2 separate regions of the Homo sapiens genome follow, and region 1 is linked to region 2. A link is a contact called in ENCODE Hi-C or POLR2A ChIA-PET data. All regions are on one chromosome and are shown on one strand. Each heading gives the region's core, a stretch centred on a gene start or an enhancer-like site at or near the end of the contact. The rest is flanking DNA. Distances are from core to core; before and after follow the strand shown. Region 1 overlaps TIAM1 (TIAM Rac1 associated GEF 1). Region 2 overlaps TIAM1 (TIAM Rac1 associated GEF 1).

Region 1 (6,908 bases), core at 947-3,446, 110 kb before region 2:
ATCCTTACCCTCAGGGAACTGACATTCTGGATACAGACAATATCAAGAGATGTTGTCCCTGCGTATTTGTGGGGGGTTCGTTCCAGGACATCCCCTCCCTGCCCTGAGGACACCAAAATCCATAGATGCTTAATCTCTTTTGGAAAATGGCATAGCATTTGCATATAATTTAGGCACATCCTTCCACACATTTGAAATCATCTCCGGATACCTAAAACAAAATAAATGCTAGGTAATAGTTGTTATACTGTATTGTTTAGGGAATGATGACAAGAAAAAATGTCTGGGCTGGGTATGGTAGCTCACACCTGTAATTCCAGCACTTTGGGAGGCCAAGGCAGGAATATCACTTGAGCCTGGGAGTTCGAGACCAGTCTGAGCAACATAGCGAGACCCCATCTCTACAAAAAATAGAAAAATTCACCACAGGTTATCACTCATAAGTGGGAGCTGATCAATGAGAACACATGGACACAGGGAGGGGAGCATCACACACCTGGGCCTGTCGGGGGGTGGGGGTCAAGGGGAGGGAGAGCATTAGGACAAATACCTAATGCATGCGGGCCTTAAAACCTAGATGACGGGTTGATCGGTGCAGCAAACCACCATGGCACATGTATACCTGTGTAACCAACCTGCACGTTCTGCACATGTATCCCAGAACTTAGAGCAAAATAAAAAAAAAAAATAATAATAAGCCAGTCGTGGTGCCGTGTGCCTGTGTTCCCAGCTACTCAGGAGGCTGAGGTGGGAGGATCATGTGAGCCTAGGAAGCTGAGGCTGCAGTGAGCCGTGATTGTGCTGCTGCTTTCCAGCCTGGGCGACAGAGTGACACCTTGTCTCAAAAAATAAAATAAAATATGTACGTGTTAAGTACAGGCACAATCATTTCTTGATTTATTTTGAATATTTTTGATCTACGGTTGGTTGAGTCCACAGATATGGAAGCCATGGATACTGAACCCGTGGATAGGGAATGGCGACTGTAGTTACAACATGTACCATGTGGGAAGGTGATTGTTACAGTGGAGGCCCTTGAAGCAAGGAAGTGTTGGGTGTTTGAGCTTTTGAACATAGGGGAGTTAGGAAGGCCCCACTGCATGGGTGACATTGGAGCCAAGATGGCAAGGGGTTGAGGAAGCGAGCCCTGTGCTGACAGAGGGAGCATCGAGGCAGAGGGCAGAGGGCTGGGCTGGGCATGTTGGAAGTTTGGGTGGAAAGAGCAAAGTGGGAGAGCCAAGGAGATGAAGACAGAGGAGGGTCGTCAGGGCAGGGTCTGCGGGACTGCTGGTGAGATGGGAAGCCTTTGAGGGTTGTGGATAGGACTAGGGAGACACGATCTGGTTTAGGTCCATAGGTTCTCCCTGACAGCTGCGTTGGGAGGAGACTACGCACCATTTCATGTGGACCATGGTTCTCAGTAAGCCTGTGTTTGGGCATCGATTAGACTTTCTTATTGCTCACACAGTCTGGATCCTACTGGTGCAGGGTGATGGTGGGGTGGTCTTTATTTTTGCAATTTCTCTAGGCACAAATCTTTTTTCTTCTTTTCTGTTTTCTTTTCTTTCCTTTTTTTTTTTTTTTTTTTGAGATGGCGGCGTTTCACTCTGTTGCCCAGGCTGGAGTGCAGTGGCACATCTCAGCTCACTGCAACCTCTGCCTCTCCTGGGTTCAAGCGATTCTCATGCCTCAGCCTCCCAAGTAGCTGGGATCACAGGTGTGCATCACCACACCAGGCTAATTTTTTCTATTTTTAGTAGAGATGGGTTTTGCTATGTTGGCCAGATTGGTCTCGAACTCCTGACCTCAAATGATCTGCCCACCTCAGCCTCCCAAAGTGTTGAGATTACAGGCATGAGCCACTGCGCCCAGCCCACAGATCTCTTTCTTTATAGAAGATGAAGAAAGGGACTTTTTATCCTATAAGGGTACTTAGCTGATGAATTCTAGAATGAGTTCAAGCGTGGCTAAAAAATGCTTGAAGATAATTTCGGGTTCTCTGCAGCCCAGTGTTTCATTTACCTTCCAAACAGAAAGCTCCTCCTCCCTGCACATGCTCTGTGTTGCCCCCTTGCCTTGCCTGTGAGCAGATTCGACCGTCTTTTCCATTGATCACTTCCCTTTTTGGCTCAGGCTGCTCCTCTGGGGTTTTAGTTCTGAAATAAGTGAACCATTTGTCATATCTGCTTCCTTCTCACTGGAGCCGCATGTTAAATCGCGGCCGGAACACATCTGTCAGATCTCTGAGCTTTTCAAAAATGCAAACCTGAACGTTTTGGCATATGACCCTGTTAGCCTGTTTTAAGTGGCGTGTGGTAAACTTGCCCACAGATGTTAGTATACCCGTCTACTTTGAACAAAATAATAATAACTTTCACATCTGGTCCTCTTTTCATCTAGGGATCTTAAAACCCCAAGTGCACATTAGTTAAACCTCACATCACTGGAAGGTAGGGAAGGGATGGAGGGCAATCGCTTTAATCACCACTGCAAGAAACTTAGGGGGATTGCCCCTGGGTAACAAATGCCTTTCATCTAGCATCTTAAATACTTCCCGAGTATTACCTGGTGGGAAGTGTATGATCACGCACATCTGCAGGGCGTGGGGAATACCCTGAGATACTAGGGACTTGCCCTATCTTTTTGTTGTTGTCATTGCAGAAGCCTTCTTTCTTTCCAGTTCATGGGCTTTTACCACTTAATATGGATTATTTGGAGTCTGATGGTGTGCACTGAAGGATGGTATTGTTAACTGGTAAAGCTGTTTGGTTTTCTTTCTATCTTTTTAGTTTGGGATACAGATAGGCAGGAAGTTCCTTTGAAAATTTCAGCTGCCTTCCAAGCTGGTCACTGGGGATTCTCCATGAATGCCATAGTACTCCCCTTCCCTCTAAGAGTCTCTTCCCAGAAAGTCTCTCAGGTGAGCTGGGACAACAGGAAGACAGGAGAGGACCATAACTTTGATCAGAGGACAGAGTGGCAGCTGCTCAACTCCATTCCTAGAGAATGGGGCATTCTATAAGAAAAATGGAACAGAACAAAACCAAACAAAATCAGGACATGTCATTAATAGGTGAGGAATTCAGTGGCTCACCTGCGGGAGGGGAGTTGGGGTCTCGCTGGGGTCAGGGTGTTCAGATGCACAGCAGTTTTGCTCCAGGGGGACTCTGCCTGACAGTGGAAAAGCAGAGGCCTCAGCAGGGTCTGGAGGGTCTGGAGGGCGTGAGAAACACGGTTGGTTTGCAAAGGGATGCTCTTCTTCAATTTTAAATGTAATGTCTTTAGCTCCATTTTAAACAATTTCTAAATGCCAGTGTGTAGTATATCTACTGCTTTTATTCGCAGTTGCATGTGAAAGTAAACAGTAAAGGGGAAAAATATTGAAAAGTGTGGGTTCTTCAATGCCCCCTCCGTGTGACACCTCTTAACTCACTGATGGCTGGTTTCTTTCCAGCTTTTTGACTTAAAAGGTAGAAATGTATCTATATTTCCCCAGATACATGATGAATATTTATGTTATTTTAGATGAACCTTCTTCTGTATACATTCTTTTTTTTTTTTTTTGAGTCAGAGTCTTGCTCTGTCGCCCAGGCTGGAGTGCAGTGGTGCCATCTTGGCTCACTGCAACCTCTGCATCCCGGGTTCAAGTGTTTCTCATGCCTCAGCTTCCCGAGTAGCTGGGATTACAGGTGAGCGCCACTACACCTGGCTAATTATTTTATTTTTAGTAAAGACAGGGTTTTGCCGTGTTGGCCAGGCTGGTCTCGAACTCCTGACCTCAAGTGATCCACCTGCCTCGGCATCCCAAAGTGCTGGGATTATAGGCATGAGCCACTGCACCTGGCCCCTTCTGAGTAAATTCTAAAAACATACTCTATGAGAATGTATCTTTCCATGATTCTTCTCTAGTAGTATGAAACTAAAAACTAATTTTTTTTTTTTTTTGAGACAGGGCCTCCCTCTGTCACCCAGGCTAGAGTGCAGTGGCATGATTGATCACAGCTTACCGCACCTCCACCTCCTAGGCTCAAGTGGTCTTCCTACCTCTGCCTCCTGAGTAGGTGGGACTACGGCTGCACACCACCATTCCTGGCTAATTTTTGTATTTTTTTTTTGTAGAGATGGGGTCTTGCCATGTTGTCCAGGCTGGTCTCGAACTCCTGGGCTCAAGTGATCTGCCTGCCTCGGCCTCCCAAAGTGCTGGGATTACAGGTGTGAGCCACCGTGCCTGGCCTGTAAAAAAATACTTCTGTTCTTTCCTTTGGTTATTACAGTGTTGGTGTACTCATTGTTTACCCTTGTGGTCCTACTGAGGGATGCTGGTATGGAGTAGGTATTCACCATTTCCCTGTACTTTGGGGGCAGTACAGGGAAACATTACCAAAATATTTCTTAAACATTTTTGAAATACTTAAAGAAATGATTTTGTTGTTTGGAAACCAAATCAAGCCAAAATCTTTGTCTCCAGCCTGAATGTCACATATTCTAGTTGGGCAGTTAATCTCTTTGCTTTTGGCAATGTTAGGGGCCCTGTGGATGGAATCCTAGAATTCAGAGGTAGGCTAGAGGCAGCTGTCTGAAAGGTTACAGGCAGAAAAGATGGCTGAGAGCAGCACTGTGGGAATAAAAATCACTAGCTCCATCACTTACAGGCTGTGTGGCCTTGGATAAGTTGCCTGAGTTCTCTGTGCTTTGGATTCTTCATTTATAAATGGGGACAAGTACTTTCCTGATAGAATTGTCAGAAAATTAAGAAACTTCTTCAGCGTCTGACTTACAGTAGGTCCTCTACAAGTGTCAATTACTATTACTGTTGTTATCACCATCATGGACAGCATCCCTCTGCCCATAAGCAGGCACCAAATAAAATTTTTTTTTTGAGACAGAGTTTCTCTCCGTCGCCCAGGCTGGAGTGCAGTGGTGCCATCTAAGCTCACTGCAACCTCCGCCTCCCAGGTTCAAGTGATTCTCCTTTACAGTATCCACCCACAGTCTGTCCACTGAATTGAGTTATTGTTGAATGTTGGGTCCCAAACGCAATGAATTAAACTTTTCCACGCACGCAGTCATTGTTCTGTTTTTAAGGGGGTCAAGCGGCCATTACTGTACCCACCATTACAGTATCATTCAGAATAGTTTCACTGCCCTAAAATCCTCTGTGCTCCACCAATTCTTCCCTTTTCTTGCTAATTCCAGGAAGTCACTGATTTTTTTTTTTTTTTTTGAGACAGGGTCTTGCTCCGTTGCCCAGGCTGGAATGAAGTGGTGTGATCATAGCTCACTGTAGCCTTGAACTCCTGGGTTCCAGTGATCCTCCCACCTCAGCCACCTGAGTAGCTGGGACTACAAGCACACACCACCACACCCAGCTAATTTTTAAATTTTTGTGTGTTTCTTTTTGGAGACAGAGTCCCACTCTGTCACCCAGACTGGAGTGCAATGGCGCGATCCCGGCTCACTGCAACCTCTGCCTCCCGGGCTCTAGCGATTCTCCTGCCTTAGCCTCCCAAGTAGCTGGGATTACAGGCCCGCACCACCATACCCAGCTAATTTTTTTATTTTTAGTAGAGACGGGGTTTTGTCATGTTGGCCAGGCTGGTCTCAAACTCCTGACCTCAGGTGATCCACCCGCCTCGGCCTCCCAAAGTGCTGGGGTTACAGGCATGAGCCATCACACCCAGCCTAATTTTTAAATTTTTTATAGAGATGGTGCCAGGTTGGTCTTGAACTCCAGGGCTGAAGTGATTCGCCCACGTTGGCCTCCCAAAGTGGCTGGGATTACAGGCATGAGCCACTGCGCCTGGCCTACCACTGATGTCTCTAAATAGTTTTGTTTTTTCTGGAACGTCATATACTTGGAATCCTACAATGTGTAGTCTTTTCAGACTGGTTTAGCACCACTTTTTTTATGGCTTCATGCACTTTCTTTCTTTTTTTTTTTTTTGAATCAAAGTCTCGCTCTGTTGCCCAGGCTGGAGTACAGTGGCGTGATCTTGGCTCACTGCAAGCTCCGCCTCCCGGGTTCAAGCAATTCTCCTGCCTCAGCCTCCCGAGTAGCTGGGACTACAGGCGGGCACCACCATGACCTGCTAATTTTTGTATTTTTAGTAGAGACAGGGTTTCACCATGTTGGCCAGGATGGTCTCGATCTCTTGACCTCATGATCCACATGCCTCAGCCTCCCAAAATGCTGGGATTACAGGCGTGAGCCACTGCGCCCGGCCTCTCATCTTTCTTTACTTTGGCTGTGGAGCCCTGAAGTGCACCTACAGCGTTCTACCATGGACTCCACCAAGGAACCGAGTTCCCTGAGGGGCGCTTTGTCTCACCTGCGGGAGTTCTGTGGGAAAACCATGAAGTGGGCCCCGCCTGGCTGAAGTGACCAGTGGTTGCTTGACCCCCTTGTGGAAATAGAAATACAATTGCATGTGTAGATAGGTTTAAAATGTCATTGCGTTTGGGACCTAATATTCAGCCATAACTCAATTCAGTGGACAGACTGTGGGTTAGCTGTTTCGGGTAGGGCCACAGCCCCTGCTTCACAGTGTGGCGGAGGTGACAGAAAAGTCAATGCATCGTGACACAGAGACAGGCAGTGGCAAAAGTAGAAACACCCACAGGAGGGGCCAGGTTGTTGAGGCCAAGAGACTGGGTTCAGGATTCAGTGTGGGTTTGAAGCCAGGGCTGTCACAGGCGAGCAGGGTGCCCAGGGGGCAAGTTGCTGTCATTCTCCAGGCTTCAGTTCCTTCCCCTATAAGATGGCAGATGATGGCACCCCCCCCCACCCATAGAGGTATCGTGAGTAGGACATGAATTTACGTGTGTCATGACTTAGAGGAGTGCTCTCCACAGGTACACCTTTGTGAATACGAGCTAGAATTGTCCTCCCCATCATTATGAGGCAGATG
Region 2 (6,655 bases), core at 3,411-5,910:
CATTCGTCTCACTTTTCTTTGTATGAAAACCTACCTCTTGTTAAGTCATATAGTTCTTTGGTGATGGAAATCTCTACATTTTTACTTCTGGAGTCTAGAGTTTGTGGTCCAGATCTTGGAGTTGATAGACCTATCATGCCCCCAGTACGAACTCCAAGATAGGAGGGAACAGAGGAACTTGTCACTTTCTATTTATGATGCTGAATTTATGGCTATAGATCTTGCAGAAGAAACATAAGTAACTAAGAAACTTAGGTACCTGTTGTTTATTCCTTAGGATTATAATGAATGCCTTTACGACATATAGATCTGTATAGGATAAAGATATTAGCATTTGTTTCCCATTTTCTCACTTTTTCTTTTCCCGTGTTTTCACTACCATAGATCTTTGTCTGGGAGCAAAATCTCGAGCAGTTCCAAATGGACCTGTTTCGTTTCCGCTGTTATTTAGCCAGCCTTCAGGGTGGGGAGCTGCCAAACCCCAAAAGGCTTCTCGCTTTTGCAAGTCGACCAACGAAAGTGGCCATGGGCCGCCTTGGAATCTTTTCGGTATCATCGTTTCATGCCCTGGTGAGTAGAAGCTAATGAATTTTTGAAAAACATTAAGCTTGACGCTTAATCCTGAGCAGGACTTGACAAGAGTCTCCTAAGTGTTTTTCGAGCTTCCTGCTGTGTATGGATTTCTGAAATGCCCTCCCTTTGCAGTGGATGCAAATTTCCATTTAAACCTGTCTGGAATATATTACTTAAGCATCTATCTCTTGATGGGGGGGCCTAAGCTATTGTGCAAAGGAAATATGAAGGGTACCATCTTCAGCGCTGTTCACATGTAGTATTTGTTGATAGCTCTTGTCATCTTTAGACAGTGTCATGTTTGGAACCCAAATACATATTTTTTATATAAACTTGGTGGGAATGGTGAGTGGAGTGCTCACTCTCATACATCAATGCATTCTCAGGCTGGGCGCAGTGACTCATGCCTGTAATCCCAGCACTTTGGGAGGCCGACGCAGGTGGATCACCTGAGGTCAGGAGTTCGAGACCAACCTGGCCAACATGGTGAAACCCTGTCTCTATTAAGTGTACAGAAATTACCTGGGTGTGGTGACATACACCTGTAATCCCAGCTACTCAGGAGGCTGAAGCCTGAGAATCGCTTGAACCTAGGAGGAGGTTGTCACAGTGAACCAAGGTCGCACCACTGCACTCCAGCCTGGGTGACAAAGTGAGACTCTGTCTCAAAAAAAAAAAAAAAAAAAAAAAAAAAATATATATATATATATATATATATATATATATGTATGTGTACATGTATGTATATATACACACACATACATACACACATACACCATATATGGAACACAGATCTCTTTGGAGCTCTCCATTTCACTTTATTTTTACCATTGTTTTGATGACCACGAATACCCGATGCATTAGAGCAAGGCGAAGAACTCTGTGATTCGCCAGCTGAACATATATGCATTGCTTGAGGAAGGGAATTTCCATCTGACCTCTAGAGCGGCAGATTGTATAGTTGTGTTGTGTGTTTATAATCTGTAATTTCATGTACTTGCTAAATTGCGAGCAGCTTTGTGTACTTTTGGCTCCTTCTCAAAAATTGCTGTATGAGTAACATGGTTTTAGTCTTTCCAAGTCGACACCCACTTAGAATGTACTGCACCTTAGCACATTTGCTAGAGAATTAAATGTTAAGTCTCAGGTTCCAGAAACTGCTTTGTAAAACCTTAGCTGTGCTGTTCTTCTCTTGCTTTGTCAGCTGTACCCTTCAATTGCATTCAGAGCTATAATTCAGTCAGAGGCGTTTGTATTCTTTATAAATAGATTAGCATCATCATTCAGATAATTAGGGGTAGATTTACATTTTTAAAGAAGTCTTAAACCAATTTCTGGAGTTATTAAAACTGGCATCCTGATTTGTTCTGCTAATTACAGCTCAGCTCTTGGTCTCCCTGGCTACCACCTCTCCATACAGCTATTAAATCCTGTTTTTTCAGTAGTGGTGGGACAAAGTGCTGTGTTGAATAAACTTACAAAACGTTTTCAGTTTTTGACTCCAGATCTATTTCTTGGAGACCTGGACACCAATTTTTAACTTAGCCAAATCTCAGTTCGCCTATTCTGCAAAACAAAAATAAACAAAAAAACTAGGATAGAAATTCTTCTTTATCTCCTTGTCAGAATATCATCCATTGAGGACGCATTTTTATGAAGGGAACTCGTGATGTCATCGAGGTACCATCTGTATTAATACCAAACCCGGAGCATCGAAGTGGCTTCCTCCTCTTACTGTACCTTGCTAGATTTTGGAGAAAATAATTTTGCTTTCTCCCTAAAACTTGTATGCTTTCATTATTTTCTTCAAAGCCACTGGGCGCAGCCTCCCTGAGAAGGTTACCGTTTTACTCTTCCATAATTCATCTTCGGACCCTCTAATTTCCTTCATCTCAATGTCTGTGATGTGTGTGTACTTTTCTTTCAGGGGGGCAGGCTATTAAAATTTGGCCAGCTGAAGATGGGGATGGGAGAGTTAGTTACTCTGAGGTGTTTTGGTCAGTGGTTTTAAAGAACATTGAAGTCCATACGTTCAACTCTCTGTTCCTTTCTTGGGTTTTTGCTCGCTTTGTCAGTGATACAAGTCTGGGTGTTTCAATATGTTCCTGCAACTTCTCTTTTCTATGAGGGGTTTCATTTCAGCCGGAACAAGTCAGGCGAGCCTGTTGGGTGTCTGTTCCTATTTGTTGCTTTAGCTCCTGTGGAAGATCCCGGGCAGGGAATTTTGCAGTCTGATTTATTAGGAACTCTTATTTTCTTTCCCTCCTCTCCTTGTCATTTGACCCCTGGGATTTTTTTTCTCCTTGGGGTTGAAACATTCTTCAATTTAGTCTTTGTCCAGAAATTTTTTTTCTTCTTTTTAGTGGGGGAGGAGGAAGGAGGAGGTGTGAGGGTAACAGGGCTGGGTAGATTGGGGAGCTACAATTGAAGTAGCATTCACTGAGAAAGCTTCCCATAATGCTGAGTGATTTGCAGTAATTAACTGAAGGGTCCTCGCTGTACTCTTTGAAAGAAGGTTATCATTGTTCTTGTTTGCACAGATGAGCAGAATGATAGAGTAATCAGGTTCAGGCCACAAAGGGAGGCATTGTCTGGGCAAAGATCATTGGGAAACTCTTGAGCTCTGGTCCAGCAGTTCTTCTGCCAGCCCTTTTTCTAAATCCCTTTGCTCATTTTGAGTCATTATTGTCTTGGGGATAGTGGTTACTTTTGCAGTTTACAAGGCCCCAAGCAATTTAGAATTACTGCTTATAAGAAACTTAAGTAAAGTGTTTGTTAAACAGACTAAACTAACTAGTCAGCTGATAACTGAGAATATTTATGGGTGTATGAATTTCTCTTTCATGCTGTCTTTGTCTGGAAATTGTAAACTGAAGAGTTTTCTTTTTTCTTTCTTTTTTTTACATTATACTTTAAGTTCTAGGGTACATGTGCACAACGTGCAGGTTTGTTACATATGTATACATGTGCCGTGTTGGTGTGATGCACCCATTGTTGTCACCGTGTTATATAGGATGTGCTTTTGCTTTGTGGTATTTATGTATTTATTTGTTCAAGCAACAAATGTATGTAAGTGCCTGGCATCCGTCAGTTTTATCCTTGTGATTAGGACTATAGTGAACAGCGCAGAGATCCTGTCCTCTTGAAGCTTATATTCTTGTGGGAGAGAAGGGTAAGAAATAAGTAAACAATTAACTAGACACAGTAAGTACAGGTATTGCTGTGTGTATGAAGAAAGCAAACAGTAATATATGTCGACGTATTTTATACGGTTGCCTCTATGTATGTGTCACTGTTAATGACTGGATTTATTTATAAAATGACTATATGACTGTGAGGCCAAATGGACATTTTTTTCCTCTAGAATTTAAAAATTTTTAACACCATTTATTCAGTGTTGACATAGTCATGTGAGCATATGCATGTCTGCATGTTATAATTTATTCCTTTTACAACCTTTGTTTACCTTTAACTGAGAAAGTGATGAAAATAGAGAAGAGAAAATTTTTACATATTTTACGGTGTGTTTGTCTTGTGATTTTGTTCCCTGTGACACCTCCGGTGTAATCTTAGATTAAGATCTTTCTCATGAAAATTCTCACCAGTGTCTTGGATACCACATTTTTCTATGCCCTGATCTGGGGTTTTTTTTTGTTTTGTTTTGTTTTTTTAACGTGCTAAGCTGAGAAAATGCAAAATGCAAGACCTCTCAGCTCCCTCATCTTCCTATTTTTGTTTGGGTCCAAAAACCTTCCCTCTAATACCCTTGTAGAGAAGCCGTTTTGATTCCTGTTTTTAATGTACGTAGGGGTCCCTGCCACCCGTGGGGCTTCTGCGGTGTTTACATTGTCAGTACTGAAGCCCCAGAGGGGCGTGCCTTCCAACCAACACGCTGACTGCTGGGGAGGCCCCTCATGTTACCAACAGTGCCTCATCCCCTGCATTGCTGCCAATTGGCATCTGTCACATTGGGAGTTGCCTGTGTGGGAATCTACAAGTAGGTTCCAAGACATTCACCTCTGGCAACAAAAGAGTGGGTGGAGAAGTTTCATTTCAAGTCTGACTCGCTGTTCCTCCTGCCACTCCCTTTTTTGAAAGGCGAGCGGGTGGGTGGCCCATGGAGACCTTCTGGCAGAAGTTCCCTTAAATTCCTGGGACTTTGCTTGCCACCTGGTAGGATAAAGTTCAAGCCTGAATGTTTTGCCTGGGAGGACTTTCTGGAGTCCTTGTGGAGATTCTACTTGAGCAATTATCCTGGTGACAGATTTACATTTAGGGTGTTCCCTTGTGAAATGCTTCTCTGGAATCGCTCCACTGGACTCCAGCCTGGGTGACAGAGCGAGACTCCGTCAAAAAAAAAAAAAAAAAAAAAAAAAAAGGAAATGCTTCTCTGGGTTGCTGGCACATTGTAATACCTCGACAGAGTTTAGCTTTTGTTCAACAAAAAAATACAAGTTTTCTTTCCCATTTACCTAAACATAGGACATGTAAGTGATGCAAGTCTGGTAAGGTGCCTTCATCTTCAGTGAGCCCAGTCCCTTTTGTCTTGTTATTCTGCCATCCTTGAAAAGGCTTAGGTAGGGACATCCTAGACCACAACACAGACCTTCCTTTTATCAGGAAAAAGAAAACAGATAGGATAGCGGAAAGAATAACAGAAAGCCCCCTCCCATTGAGCACAGTTCCTGGAAGTTGCAAATATTTTTTGCTTGTATGCCATTGACCAGGACTTAAGCCCAATCCATGCCCTACTGCAAGGAAAATAAGTCATCTTGGACTCAGTGGCTGCATGCTCACTTACATATGAGATTCCCCACCCCCCGCTTTTTTTTTTGAGAAAGAGTCTCGTTCTGTCGCCCAGGCTAGAGTGCAGTGGCGTGTTCTCAGCTCACTGCAACCTCCATCTCCTGGGTTCAAGCAATTCTCCTGTCTCAGCTTCCCAAGTAGCTAGGATTACAGGTGCCTGTCACTGTGCCCAGCTGATTTTTGTATTTTTTAGTTAAGACAGGGTTTCACCATGTTGGCCAGGCTGGTCTCGAACTCCTGACCTCAGGTGATCTGCCTGCATCTGCCTCCTAAAGTGCTGGGATTACAGGCATGAGCCACCGCACCTGGCCTACATTTGAGATTTTTCTGACTAAGATGGAATAGAGAATGGATATTGGGGGCCAATGATCACTCGTCTGATTTTAAAACGTGATTTTATATATCCTAAGAAAACAAAATAGTAGAGATTGGTAATTTTAGATTTAACCTGGAAACCCAGGAACCAAAATCTGTTGTTTTTCCACTATTGTTGCTGACGCTTTAGCACCATTTTTCAATAGAATGCAGAAACAGCTCTGTAGCATTTGGAGAGAAAGCCTGGCTCATTTCCCTTGCTGTAGTTCAAGCCTGTGACCAGAAGGACATGTCATTTTTGGAAACAGAACATATATTTTATTCCTATATTATGTATTTTTGCTGATGATTTCAAACAAGGATTGAATTTGCCAGCTTTTCATTTCCATTCTGAATCCATGAAGGGCTCTCAAAGTCCCAATATGTCTGGGTCATGGATTGAATACTTTAGGCATTGGGGTCAGGGTTGGCTGGCATGATGGAGGAGGGTTTTTTGAAGGGTGGGACTTACGGGGACCTCAAGGCACAAGTGGGTGGTCCTGATGCATCTCCCTTGTGGCTGCTTGTCCTTGCCATCCTCAGGTGGCAGCACGCACTGGTGAAACTGGAGTGAGAAGACGTACTCAGGCCATGTCCAGATCCGCGAGCAAGCGAAGGAGCAGGTTTTCTTCTCTGTGGGGTCTGGATACTACCTCCAAAAAGAAGCAGGGACGGCCAAGCATCAATCAGGTAGGTTCCAGAGCAGATGAAAAGTGAGCCCGCACAAATCACTTCTGTGGCCACCTCAATTTGGGGTGTGTGTGTTTCTTCAGTGAGGCCGAGTGTTATTTAAAATCAACTAGTTGGCACAAAGAAACTAGCTGTGCTAGACACTTTTAATAGATAATGCATACCCATAACATTGAACTCTGCTATTAGTCTATCACCAAGCTGCAGTTTCCCACCTGCATCCTTTCCAAAC

What was found. A loop is a pair of places that touch in the nucleus more often than their neighbours do. ChIA-PET counts read pairs that join two places held with the same protein, here RNA polymerase II (POLR2A). Pooled maps may share reads with other maps.
Region 1: a pooled map shows a loop between it and region 2 (3-fold over the local background). The contact joins two enhancer-like sites. A Hi-C loop is called at or near these places in 3 of 168 maps with a recorded cell type or tissue (endothelial cell of hepatic sinusoid, head of caudate nucleus and posterior cingulate gyrus), 2 of 37 single-sample maps with no recorded cell type and 8 of 50 pooled maps. POLR2A ChIA-PET finds 5 or more read pairs at or near these places in 4 of 52 experiments (GM12878, IMR-90, MCF 10A and 1 more).

What each region holds. Positions count from the first base shown.
Region 1 is chr21:31,322,324-31,329,231 of GRCh38, reverse strand. The region is part of intron 2 of TIAM1 (TIAM Rac1 associated GEF 1); the gene reads left to right. Among named protein-coding and RNA genes, the nearest start is that of TIAM1, 18 kb to the left of the region's middle. Within about 2 kb of position 2,196, at least 3 of the 41 ENCODE cell types and tissues checked have a DNase peak (open chromatin) inside an H3K27ac peak, as active enhancers do.
Region 2 is chr21:31,217,321-31,223,975 of GRCh38, reverse strand. TIAM1 (TIAM Rac1 associated GEF 1) reads left to right here. Exons shown (of 28, transcript NM_001353694.2): 8 at 385-570; 9 at 6,277-6,423. Among named protein-coding and RNA genes, the nearest start is that of TIAM1, 120 kb to the left of the region's middle. Within about 2 kb of position 4,660, at least 7 of the 41 ENCODE cell types and tissues checked have a DNase peak (open chromatin) inside an H3K27ac peak, as active enhancers do.